Linked DNA regions of Homo sapiens: region 1 is linked to region 2. A link is a contact called in ENCODE Hi-C or POLR2A ChIA-PET data. All regions are on one chromosome and are shown on one strand. The core of a region is the stretch at or near the end of the contact, and the rest is flanking DNA. Distances in the headings are between cores, read along the strand shown. Region 1 holds the start of NFATC4 (nuclear factor of activated T cells 4). Region 2 holds the start of PCK2 (phosphoenolpyruvate carboxykinase 2, mitochondrial).

Region 1 (6,566 bases), core at 2,599-5,098, 270 kb before region 2:
TCAGATATGAACCCTTTGTTTTACAAATTAAAAAATTGAGGTGCGTTGGCTCACACCTATAATCCCAGCACTTTGGGAGGCCAAGGCAGGGGTAGGGGATGGTGTGAGGATGGCTTGAGCCCAGGAGTTTGAGACCAGCCTGGGCAACATGGTGAAACCCCGTCTCTACAAAAAATACAAAAAGCAGCTGGGCGAGTTGGTGCTCCTGTAGTCCCAGCTACTCCTGCTGAGGCAGGAGGATTGCTTGAGCCCAGGAGGTTGAGGCTGAGTGAGATCACACCACTGCACTCCAGTCTTGGTGACAGAGCAAGACACTGTCTCAAAGAAAAAAAAAAGAGAGAGAGAGAAAGAAACTGAAGCCAGCAGCTACTGACAGACCTAGGACTGAGCACATTCTGCTCTCAAGCCAGCTCCCTTTCCACTAGTTGGGGCTTGATAGGTGGAGTTCCAGGGAGCTAAGGGTTTCAGATGGGACAACTTATCCTGTATTGTGCTCCCTGATACCCTAGGACAGTGGATCTCAACTGGTAATTGCCCCCCAAGTAATTGCCCAGATATTTGGCAATGTCTGAAGACATTTTTGGTTTTCCCAACTAGGGGAGTGGGTGCTACTAGCATCTAACGGGTAGAGGCCAGGGAAGCTGCTAAACCATCCTACAATGTCCAGTACACCCCCACATAACAAAGAATTATCCTGCTCAAAATAGTAGTGCTGAATTAACAGTGCTGAGGTTGAGAAACTTTGCCCTATGGGAAACCCAGGGGTACCAGTGTTAACGTTTCTTTCCCCTAGAAACTTTTCTGGACAGAGCCAGCTCAGTCTAACATCTCAAGATTTAAGATTATTGAAATGGGCAAGATTCTCTGAGGGTGGAAGGAATAGAACTGCAAGTTTTAATATGAATTATTTGACTTGCAAATATATGCTATTTTATTCAAGTTAGCAGCTATACTTTTAAGCTAGTAGGTCAGGCTCTAGAAATTAAGGAATGCAGAAGGGGAATTTCCTGCAACAGAGTGGAAATCTGCTTAGGTCTGGCACCTATTGAAAGGGCCAGAGTGGAAGGCTGAAATCCAGCCCAAGTTCCACACTCAGCCACATGCCAGTGCAGAGCGGGGGCTTGGGAGCACTCTATAGGCTACAGGAACACCTCCTTAACCTAGTTGATCCTCCTACAATAGCTAGGGGTGGGAGGGTGGAGGGGCTTTTTCTAATTGTCCCACAGGGAACTGTTGCCCTCTTGTAAATCATCCAGAGGTGCACTTTTTTTTCTAGTTCTCTTTAAAACCAGGTAGTTGGCAGCTGCTGAGCTGGTTGCAGATACTCTTTTGAAATTCAGAGGGCATGAAACTAGTGTCTTCAAATCCATCCCTTGACCCTCCTGCTCCCCTACTGGAATGGCTAGAGAGAGCGGTAGTGCCAGGCGCAACCCTCACCTGAAGATAGGGCTGTGTCCCCCAATCCGGGCCTTGGACCAAGCGAGTGGGGAGGGCACTGCCAGGTAGTCCATGCCAGCCACCTCCTTCCGGGAACCTCCTGGAGGAGCCACAGACTCCTCTGCTCCCAAGGGCAGCTTCCCATTGCATGAGGCAGGCTCCTCAGACCGAGGCAGAGCCACTGCCTGCTCGCTGGAAGTCCGCCGTGTCTTCTGAGGGATGCTCTCAGCTGGTGGGGCCCCCACATAGTCAAAGGGACCAGGGGAGCCCGGGTCCCGGGCCAGAGGCAATGGGGGTGGTGGAGGTGGCTCAGACCCCTCTTCCCCCAGGCTGCCACGGCGGGACAGAGCTGGGGAGGCTGAAGATGGGGTTCCCGAGCTGGAATAGCGCCGCTTGCCACATGGAGAGGCAGGCCGCGGGGAGGCTGGGGTGGGCCCAGGAGCACTGAGGAGTAGCCAGCTATCCTCTGGCCCTCGGCCTCCGGGGCTTGGACCATACAGGCTCCAGGGATCTTCGGGGGTCCATGGCCGAGGGGAGGCCCGGGGCGAGGGCAGCGGGGAGCCCAGGCCAAAGCGGGAGGCCGCCTCATTTAGCTCAGACTCCACCTCGTCGCAGGCTGCATACAGGGCTGCCTCGTCAGAGGCATCGGAGAAGAAGCTCCACGAGGACAGGCTGCTGCTGCCAGGGCTTGGGCTGAAGAAGGCCCCCCCACCCTGGCCCCCTGCTTCTCTGTAGCCCCCAAAGCCTTCTGGTGGGGGGTAATCTCTAGGAGAGCCGTCCCCCCAGGCATCAGGGTTGTCCTCCAGCGCTGCTGGCGGCTCCGGCGTGGGAGAGATGGAGGTGATGCGGATGCTGGGACACTCGAGAACACGGCCACCCCCAGCACCCCCAGCACCCCCTCCTGGTCCTCCCAGCCTCACCGACCTGGCGGGCTGGCTCTCCCAGGTGCCAGGTGAGGGGGCTGGTCGCGGCGGTGGCGAATGCATGCCAGGCCGAGGGGGTGGAGGTCGGGGAATACCGATAGGTGCAGCGCCATAGGGAGGGGGCTCTCCCAAGGCCAGACGGCAGCATGGCGGGGCATCCTCTGAGTCCAGTTCTGTCAAAATGGGAAGAGGAGCAGAGGGAGAGGGGGAAAGAGAGAAGCAGGTGAGATGGCTATGTTCCTTGAGTGGCCAGGCCGCAAGTCCTTCTATGCTCCCTGCCCCTCAGCAAAGAGACCTTCTGAGCCACAAGACAAAAGCAGAGTTGGACCTGGGAAGATGGAGGAGATTGAAGCAGGCATGCCAGGCCTTTGCCCACTGGCCCCTGGATCCTAGGACCGAGGGTACCCGATCCAGTGGGTCTTAAGGTGAGAGAGGTGGGTCCAGAGGGGCTGGAGCTGGGGCTGGGCCTGGAGGCGTGTTTCTTGAGGCACTGGGCTGGACTGGGGGCGACTCACACATGAACCCAATTAGCAGCGGTTCCCAAACCCCCAAACGGCGCTGGCAGGAGCCCCAGTTGCCATCGCAACCGTGGCCAGAGGGGAGGGGGGCGTCAGGGCTGTGGTGACGAGGGGAGGTGGCTCCTCCCTCTCTCCTCGCCATCTAGGGGCGGAGGTGCAGCCGAGGGGGTGATGCGTGCTGGGCCCAGCCGGGGGAAGGGGGGCAGCGGGCAGCGCGGATTCGTGCGAGCGGCGGCCGCCGCCCCCGGCTCGGTCCCCGCCATCTGCCTCTCATTGCGGCCAGACGGGGGAGGGGGAGGGGCGCCCCAGCGAGGCCTGACAGCGCCCCCAGCCCCGGGCGTCCAGTCGGCCGGGCCAGAGCTCGGTCCGCCAGGGGCCAGCTCCAGCGCCAAACCTCCCCTTCCCCTGGCGGCGCCTGGTGCTGTTGGGGCCGTAGTTCCCGCCCGCCCCCCAGTTCAGTGACAGGCGGCCCAGCCGGGAGGCGGCGCACAGCCAACAGCACCCCCACCCCCACCCCAGTCACGACCTAAAAAGGAGAAAGTGGTGCCCGGGCCCCCAGCCTCACTTCCGCAGGCCAACGAGTCCCCCCGACTCCCTTCGACCTCTGACTCCCTCACCCCCCACCCTAGGCTCGCTGCCTTAAATTCCCCAGACTCAGGATCCCCGGCCCTCCTCTCACTGACCCCAAGACCCCTTCCCAGCCCAGCACTAACCTTCCCCCAATCCCCCCGCGCCCAGCGGGGGGGCCTCCTTTTCCTCCCCGAACACCAGCTTAAATTCCAGCTCCTCATCCTCGCAGCTGGCCGCCCCCATGGATCCGGCAGGAGCCCCCAGGTCCCGGCCTGGGTGGGAGGGGGGAGTTCAGGAGGCTGCTGTATCTTCACCCGGGTGGCTCCCTCCCTCCCTTTCTCTGAGAAGCCCCCTCCTCCGTCGCTGCCGCCTCCCTCCAGAAGCCCCCTCGTTATTATAGAAACTTTTCCAAACTTTTTTCCCCCAAACTTCTTCAAAGCGGTCCCCCCCCCAGCCTGTCCCTGATTGGCTGCCGGGGATGCTCCAGCCCCTCCTCCAGGGATGAGATGGGAAAACCACGCGCCCCTCGTCCTCCCCCACCCTCCCTCCCTCTGTCCTCTCTTCAGTCCCTCCCCCTCAAAAAAAAAAAAACTGAATTGGAAAACGGTCCTTCAAGAGTGATACTAATGTTGCCTATTGGTCCGCCGTTGTGACAATCATTTCCCGCAGAGAGCCCAGCCCCCACCTCCCCTAGTCTCAGTTCAAGGTTCTGGGTCCGAGAGCCTTAAAGGGGCCACATCCTGGGCCCCCAGGGTAGAGAGCCCACGGAAGACCCTTTTTTAAATTCTGAAGACTGTGTAGATAGCACCTAGCAAGGCAGAACCACTTCTCCTCCCCTTTCCCTCCAAGCCTGAGGCCAGGAGGGTCCTGGGGGCAGAGTGGCACCGAGTTGCTCGGAAGAGGAAAAGGCTATTCTTCCGCCTCCCTTGCCTGGGGCTACTCTGCCCGGGCCTTCTGGAAGTCTTTGCGCTGCCGAATCAGCGCCTCCATCAGCCATTCCTCCAGGACCCCCAAAGATGAAGAACGCTTAGCCAGCCTGGATGCCTCTGGGAGCAGTCCGAGCCAAAGAGGCTTTGAGAACTGTCCCTAGGCCCACAGCCCTTGATGGGCGTAGATCCAGGCCAGGCTTTGCCGCTGCCCTTGTCCCAGCCACCCAGAGGGGCCGTGAATTAGCCTCCACGGGAAGTTGGCAGCCTCCTCCCTAGAACTGTAGTCTGGAATGAATCTCTGACCCGATAGCATCCCACTCCGGCTCTTCTAAAAATCCTTGCCAGGTTTACTAGGGGCCTGAAACCTCCGGACCCTGTGGGTTCCCCTCCTCTTCCCCCTCCTTGGCCCCCCCGCCCCCAACAGGCTGGACACCTGTCACCTGGGCTGGAGGAGGAAGGAAGACCTGGACTGGAGTTTCCGGGAAAGTCAGGCTTGGAGAGGCCTGGGTTGTGTGAGAGGGAGTTAGATGGGAGATTCGTGACTCGGTGGGAGATACTGGCGAGGCTGGCGGGTAGGAGAGATGGGAGGGTGGTTATCATTTTCTCCCACACACACACAGTTTCAACCTCTCTTAGAGGCCGCGTCTCCAGTCTCTAAATCCCTCCGGTTCAGGGCCGCACCCCCAACGCCGCCCCATCCCAGCAACTAAACGGTTAAGCGACGGCCCCAGGTCAGACGTTTACAAACACTCAGAAGCCGGGCGGGGACCGCGCCCGTTACTCTAATGAGAAACAGGCTCTACGGGACTGGGGAAAGAAGGGAGGGCTGGCCCGACGGGCCGGAGCTCCGCAGCGGCCGAGGCGGCTTCCCTCCCTCCCCTCGGTCCTCCCTCGGGCCCGCCCAGGGGACCACCCCCCCAGTCCCCGGGGACCCCAGTGACGTGCGGAGCTGCCCCGGCTCCGAGCCCAGGGCCGCAACACAGGAGGGGCGGGGAGAAGAGCCCAGGCCGGCGGGGAGAGAAGAATGTTCCGAGGCCGAGCGGGGAAGCGGCCTGGTTTGATTTTCTTCTTTCTTTTTTTTTTTTTTCTTTTTTTTTTCTTTTTTTTCCTTTGGTTGGTCTCCTCAGGTTACATTTCCCTTCCAGCTTCATCTCGGAAATAAAGGAAGGAGAAACCCACGGGGAGGGAGGACGAGGAACACCTCGACCCATCAACCAGCCTGTACCTAAGAGGGCAAGGGAGGTGGGAAGCGGAGGCGAGAAAAGCAGGGATAGAGACCCCGAGGCCCAGCCCCTGTTCCCCCAGACTCTGCCCCTCCCCGGCCCCACTCCCCGCAGGCACAGCACATGCAGACGCACACATTCTTTTCAAATGTCATATTTCCTTTGATCCTGGGCAGCGTTTCTCCATGTGTCTGGCTCAGCTCCTGCCCAGCCAACCGCCTTCCCCTCTCACCCCTGTTTGTTTTCCTGGAGAACCCTCCTCCTCCTAGCATCTGGAAGGCCCTGAGGGCTGGCGTCGGCCCTCATTCCCCTGATGACTCTGGCCTCTCCTCCCATGACTCAATTTCCCCTTCATGGGTGTTGGGGGGTAGGGAAGGGAGGAGCAGAGGGGAGAGTGGTTGAGATTGTTCAGAGTGCCAAGCTTCTCTGAGGCGGGGGGCGGGGGGGCATCCCCTTGACTCTGAAAACCCTCCAATCTGTCTCGGCTGCGGCAGAGAGATGGAACTTATGACTTCTGAAATGCTCGGCCTGGCGTTGGAGCCTGGGCAACAGCGGGTAGTTGCGGATTTAAGTTGCCCTACACTTCTGCCCCCTGGCGACCAGAAAGACCCAGCCCCCCCGTCCTTGGTTCGCGGTTTCTCTAGCCGCCTGGCCTCGGTCTCAGCTCCGCTGCCTCCTAGCGCACATACCGGAGCACAACCCGGCTTTCTTACCTTGGTTGGTGGCTTCTGCTCTGCACTTTAACAAGCATCATTCAACTTCCTTGGAGGTGGATGTTATTTATTTCTTTTTTTAATTACACAAGATGCAGTCTTCTCTTTTCCCCAGAGGTCTAAATAAAGCTAATTAATATGCATTCTTCTTGTAAACAATTCAAGCTATACAAAAATATGTAGTAAACCTTGATGGTCCACCATTTTGTATGCCTTTATTAACATGTACGCACACACACATGCTCTTTTTATG
Region 2 (6,284 bases), core at 289-2,788:
GTGTCACTGGCTGGGGTTCATGGGCTTAATTCTCAGGAGGTCAGCGTCCTGTTGTCTGTCCTCTCATGGCCCTGGGAGACAGAGAAGCAACGTCTGCTCTGATTGGCCTGGACTCAAGGTGGAGTAAACCCGAGAGAGCAAAGACCATGAAGGGGATGTTACTCTCCTCCTCTATCAAGGCCTCGCCCATCAGAAACTGCCCCCACACCCAGGACCACGTGACCCCGTGCTTCCCCTGGCTCTTCTTCCTAGAGGCCACATGCCTAGAGAGCTTTGGTGTTGGTGGGAGGGTGGAACAGCAGCTTGCTGGCAGCTCAGACTCAGAGGGTGTTAGCCTGGGGAAGGAAGAAAGCTCAGAGCATGGATACGGGAGCTTGAGTCTGTCTGGGGTAGAAGCTGGGGTGGTTTCCGCTAAAGCAGGATAGATGATCAGTGTGGCCCCAGGGGCAGGGGAGGAGGGCTACTGGGACCTGGGTCTGTTCCTGCCTCAGAGGGAAGTTCTCCGTGAGCATCAGTTTTCAAGCACACAGTCTTGAGGACAGCCTCTCTCTCCCTGGAGCCTGGCTCACGTTATCTCTTGTGAAGCCCCCACACCCTCTTGCAGCCCTCTAAGTGGGACGTTTCCTTCAGAGACCACCCACAAGGGCTGCCCAAGTGGAACGGGCTGTGCGACAGATGTGGGTCACTTCCGACTCTGGGACAAAAGCTGAGAAGAGAGGCCTCAGAGAATAAATAGGAGACTAAGAGGACAGGCAGACAAACAGGACGAGCCTGGGGGCTCCAGGCCTGGACGGAGGAAGAAGCCAGCTATGTAAGAAACGAAGGCAACTTGGCGCCCTCCTCCCACCTTGCTTGCCTCCCTCCCCTGGGCCCAGGTCCCTCGGGCTGCTCTGGACTTCCCGCCAGGTTCCAGTCCTTCCAGTCCGGGAGAGGCCGGGAATGGATATTTAACCTTCCACCTTCTTTAGGGGGCTCTGAGCTTAGTCTCCCGGGGCTCACGTACCCTTGTCCCCAGGGCCCTGCTGCCTCTCGAAGTACCCTGGGGCGCTGGCTGAGAGCCCGTTAGAGGTCCGAGGGAGGTATCTGGGAAGGAAAGGAGGATATGCGGAGACCTGGCTCAGCAGAGAGGAGCGAGGAGAGAGAGGAAGTTCTGAGAGTGGCAGATAGAGATCGCGCGGTCAGAGGCGAGCGAGGCAGAGAAGGGGAGGTGCAGGCGGAAACGAGGAGCACCGGCCGGCTGCCCTCCCAAGAGACGCGCGGCGCGGGAGGCTGGACCCACAGCAGTCGCCCCTGCCCGCCTCCGCCTAGGATGGGAAACCTGGCGGAGGCTGAGAGCAGGAGAGCGCCACTGGCAGCCCCGAGGGGGCGAGCGCAGCGGAAGGTGCGGGTGGGCCCCGGGCCGGGGGTCACTCACCGCAGGCCAGGGCGGTACAATGCGGCCATGGCACCTGGGCAGGGGCTGCGGGGTGGCCAGGAACCGAGCGGAGCCGGGGAGGTATGGAAGGCGGGGAAGGAGGGAGCGCGGCGAAGCGAGCCACAGCAGAGGCTGGCGGGAGGCGCTTAAAAAGGAGGGGGGCAGGCGCGGGGGCGGAACCTGGTAGGGCTGGCACTAGCTTTCCTCCGCCCCGCTGGCAGGCCAGCTCCCTCGGCCCCGGGGCTCCAGGCTCCAGGTCAGCCCAGCCGCCGCCCCAACCCCTGCCTCCAAACCGCCAAACCCATCTCTCCCATTGGAGGACTGGGTCCACTCTTCGGCCCCCGACTTCGAGGCCCCGCCCCCCATCCGCCACCGCCCTCCCAGCCGCACATGATGTAACTTTGAGGACTCTTGCTCCCGGGAGAGACACTAGGTGGCAAACAAGCTAGGAACGAGGGGCGAGGCCAGGGGCGGGAGACTACAGGGGCCAGACGTCTAGAAGTTAGGGGGTTGGGCATTGCCTTTCCAGTTCCTCCTCCTGGGGACGCGACACCCTGAGTCCTGGGCCTTTCTGTAGTCCAAGTGCCCAATGCTAAGGTCCACTTAGTCCCCAACTCCTAAATCCCCGTTTCTCCTCCTGATCAAGGCTCCTTTCTGCCTTGCCATGAAATGGTGGAGTCTCTCTACCCCTGGGTCTCTTCCTTGGTCCTCTGATCTGGTCATTCTCCTCCCCCGGCACATCCCCTCTTCCCCTGACGGAGTCTTACTCTGTCACCCAGGCTGGAGTGCGTGCAGTGGCGCGATCTCGGCTCACTGCACACTCCGCCTCCCGGGTTCAAGCAATTCTCCTGTCTCAACCTGCAGAGTAGCTGGAATTACAGGCGCCTGCCACCACACTCGGCTGATTTTTTGTATTTTTTGTAAAGACGGGGTTTCTCCATGCTGGCCAAGCTGGTCTCCAACTCCTGACCTCGTGATCCGCCTGCCTTGGCCTCCCAAAGTGCTGGAATTTACAGGCGTGAGCCACCACGCCCGGCCTGGTCATTCTTTCTCTCCACAATCCAATGAGGAAACTCATCTGCCCACCCAACTACCATCATAAAGTCCTCAGGTGATTTCTCAAGCTATACCTCCATTGGGACATCTCTCTCCAACCTGAGACCACTGGATATCACCCACAATGCTATATAGCACCTCAAACTCAGCATATCTATGATGGGTGTCTGCTCAGCATCCACTCGCCTTTTCTGGTAATAGCACCCTGATTTTCTTTTGGGGAACCATCTCCTCAGTCTGTATTGTCATGTGGGTCTGATGTCACCCCTCTTGGGGGTAGGCTTGCAGCTTAGCCAACTTTTGTGTTCCTCACTCTGGCCACAGCAATCAAGGATGTTCAAGGATGGGCATGAGATCCCTCTCTGGGACTTTTTCTAAAACTTTGGAAGTTAGCTCTCTTTCTGCTGAGTTGCTGAGCTGGTAGAATATAAGCCTGGAGCTGCTGAGTGTTAGCTTGGCACTGCAAAGCAGGAACCTGGCTGAGACAGAAGCCAGCCTAGAGGAAGCAGAGCAGGGAGATGGCGAGCAATGGATTCCTGATTTCAGTTACAGGAATTGATGCATTTCTTCTCTTGCTCAAGCTAATTTTAATTGGAGTTCTGCCACTTGCAACAGAAACAGTCTTGATTCTCAGATTTCTTGGAGTTCTATGCTGGAACATAGTGGGATAAGGAGAGCTGGTCTCCAGCCACGGGCTTGCTACTGGTCCCCGTCTCTTCCCCCTCAGGCTCTAGCCTACACTCAACCTCAGGTATATGTATTTGGATCTCTTTCCCCCCAGTTCATAGATCCAAACTCTGTCCACACTTACCCAGCTGCAAACACATACCTCTTGGCCAACCTTTGGGCCTAAAGGTGTGCACACTGGTGGCAGCATGGTTGACCTGAAGGTCATCATCTTCTCCATAATCCTGCACCTGCTCTCATGGTTTCCTACCTCAGCAAATGGCACCATCATCTGGCCAGTTGCCCCAAAGGGAATCAGTCTAGACTATTCTTATCCTGCATAGCTAATCAGATGCCAGGACCTTTGGAATTGTACTTCTCAATTAGCCCTCAAGTCTGCAACTATCCCCATGGCCAGGGCCTTAGTTCAGGGCTTATCTCTCACCTGGCTTCAGGTGATAGCTTCTAAGGCACTTCTTGGACTCCTGCCTCTCCAAACACCAACCCCTCTCCCTACCAAGCCACTCCCCACACTGTGCATGCAAATCCACTTGGAAAGTTAAGAGAGAAGAATAATGTTTATGCTATGGACAGTAGGTGCCAGGCTCTGTGTCAGCAACTCTGCATGCATAATCTCATTCTGTTTCACAACTATATTTTACATATGTGGACACGGGCTTAAAGAGTCATTTGCTCGGTCACCCTAAGGGAAGAATCAAGGAAAAAGGGAGGCAGGACCCCAGAAGTATGCCAACATATAACACCCTAAATCAAAGGTCAAATGCCGCACTTGACCTCCAAGATGCCTGCTTGGGCCTCTTCCAAGTGTACTTTCCTTTCTTTCATTCCTGCTCTAAAGCTTTTTAATAAACTTCCATTCCTGTTCTGAAAAAAAATTATTCATGAATATTTTATACTTTTATCCTATTATGAATGAAATGTTCTAATTGTTTACCACAAGTACATACAAATAAAATTGCTTTGTGTATATTGAAAAAAAAAAGAGTCATTTGCTCAAAGTCACACAAATGGTTAGCAGGAGAAATGGAATCTGAATCCATATCTTTCTGACTCTAATTACCAAGTCCCCCTCTCCCTATAAATCCTATACTGTCCCCTTGATTTACCATTAAAAATTAGATCATATCACTCTTAAGCTTAAAATCTCTTCCAGGCTCTTTCCATCACATGATATCTTATGTCCTTCATAATCTGACTCCTATTTATCTAATGTTGTCACCCCCACATCCCCACTTGCCTCCTTTTCTCCTACGTACTGAACTCTGAAGTTTCCAGAGCACTTCTGTGAACTTTTTCTGGGCATCTGCACTCAAATTAAACACACACCATCCTGGCCAACATGGTGAAACCCCGTCTCTACTAAAAATACAAAAATTAGCTTGGTGTGGTGGCGCACGCCGGTAGTCCCAGCTACTCAGGAGGCTGAGGCAGGAGAATCGCTTGAACCCGGGAGGCGGAGGTTGCAGTGAGCCGAGATCGCACCACTGCACTCCAGCCTGGGCAACACAGTGAGACTCTGTCTCTAACACACACACACACACACACACACACACACACACACACACACACACAGGCCTTTTCTGTTCGTCCCTTAGAATGAACATCTATTTCATCTGTGTTGCTTCTATCCCATGTATATGCCTATATTTTTGTACTTTACTATACTGTAGTTACTTTTATATCTCTGTAATCCTCACTAGAGTGATGATTTCAGTCTTGTTTTTCTCCTAGTTCCCAGCAGTACCTGGCCTATAACAGGCACTTAATAAAAGTTGGTTGAATAAAAGAATGAATGAGTGCCACGTTTCTGAATTCTTCTTCCCCACCATTACTTTCTTCTCTAGCTTTAGGCAGATGGAGCAAGGGGCTCACGTGCAGATTTCCTTGCACTGCTCATTTCCCCTTATCTGCCACACACTTTTCTTTAGTTCCCTGCCGGGAGAGCCTGGCCCACCAGCTGGCCCTATGTCCAAGGAGTACCACCAGGGGGCAGAGTGTGATCTGCATTGTCCTCTCTGGGGCCTCTGGGTTCATCCCTGAAGTCTCACAGCCCGAGTAGTGATGCTGTGGTGTGTAGCCCAGATTCCCGCTTCAGGATCATGATGCTCATTGTTCCAGCTGCTGAGTGTTGGCTGCTGATAGCTCACAGCTGAGTACTTCCTTGAGCACTATCTGTGGCCAAAGGGAGCTGTCTCACCAAATGCAATGCCCGCTTCCTGGGGGCAGTATGTATCCAATGAATGGTTGTTATAAAGTACAGAGGCCTAGCCCTTTGTCTCAGTTTGGGACAACTCTGAAGGTCCATCCCAGCCCCAGAGCTCTTTAGGCTCAGCTGATTACAACTGCAGTGCCATTCAACTGTTCCCTCTCTTGGGTCCTGCTACTCTTTCTTTGAAAGTCCCCCCCCGTGCCCCCCCCCCCCCCCCGAGTAAACCACCTGCACACAAGTTTCTGTCTCAGAGTGTGCTTCCAGTTGCAAATATTCCTCAGGCTCAACTTGGTTACGGCATTAGTCCTCTAATCTGACTCTTATTTCATTGTTGCCTTCCTCCACAAACACAAAGTGCTGACATACGTGATCCTTCCGAACACAAATCTGATCACATCATGTCTCTACTGAAAACCCTTCAGTAGCTTCTCCCTGCTCTTAGAATAAAGCCCAAACCCTTAATGTGACCTCCCAGGCTCTGCATGATCTGGCCCCTGCTGACTTCTCCAGCCTCAGCTATCACTGTTCTTCCCACCTTCCAGGCTTTCTACTCTCTGGCTACGTGGATCTTTTCTCAGTTTTGTGAACATGTCTACATCTTTCCTGCCTCACAACCTTTGCATATGTTGTTTCTGCCGCCTGGAATTCCCACCCTGTCCACACCTCCAGGCAGGGTCACTTCTTATTCACCTGACCAGTCTTGGTTTAGCATGACTTTCTTAGGCAACCTGTCCCTGTGATGCATCCCCTCTGGCTTTGTATTAGAGTATGTCTTCGTGGAAGAAAATTTCATAGCACCCTGCCCTTCTTCTTCTTAGCACATTCATCTCTGTTTAAATGGTTTGTTTTTATGTAGACACATCTCTAACATATGTAGGACCTGCGGCAGGAGTACAAATAGAGGCCCTCAAACCTTGT

What was found. A loop is a pair of places that touch in the nucleus more often than their neighbours do. ChIA-PET counts read pairs that join two places held with the same protein, here RNA polymerase II (POLR2A). Pooled maps may share reads with other maps.
Region 1: a pooled map shows a loop between it and region 2 (8-fold over the local background). The contact joins the promoter of NFATC4 here to the promoter of PCK2 in region 2. A Hi-C loop is called at or near these places in 6 of 50 pooled maps. POLR2A ChIA-PET finds 5 or more read pairs at or near these places in 2 of 52 experiments (AG04450 and PC-9).

Annotation. Positions count from the first base shown.
Region 1 is chr14:24,365,466-24,372,031 of GRCh38, reverse strand. It overlaps NFATC4 (nuclear factor of activated T cells 4), which reads right to left and starts at 3,848. Exons shown (of 10, transcript NM_004554.5): 1 at 3,592-3,848; 2 at 1,438-2,533. The coding sequence starts at 3,691. It overlaps LOC124903291 (a long non-coding RNA gene), which reads left to right and starts at 2,647. Exons shown (of 2, transcript XR_007064085.1): 1 at 2,647-2,785; 2 at 5,505-6,516. RefSeq lists an enhancer at 1,204-2,047 and silencers at 3,010-3,389, 5,108-5,417.
Region 2 is chr14:24,089,565-24,095,848 of GRCh38, reverse strand. PCK2 (phosphoenolpyruvate carboxykinase 2, mitochondrial) reads right to left here and starts at 1,538. Exons shown (of 10, transcript NM_004563.4): 1 at 1,415-1,538. The coding sequence starts at 1,443. The region is part of intron 1 of NRL (neural retina leucine zipper); the gene reads left to right. RefSeq lists enhancers at 1,143-1,212, 866-1,515, 5,385-5,434 and a silencer at 1,523-1,772.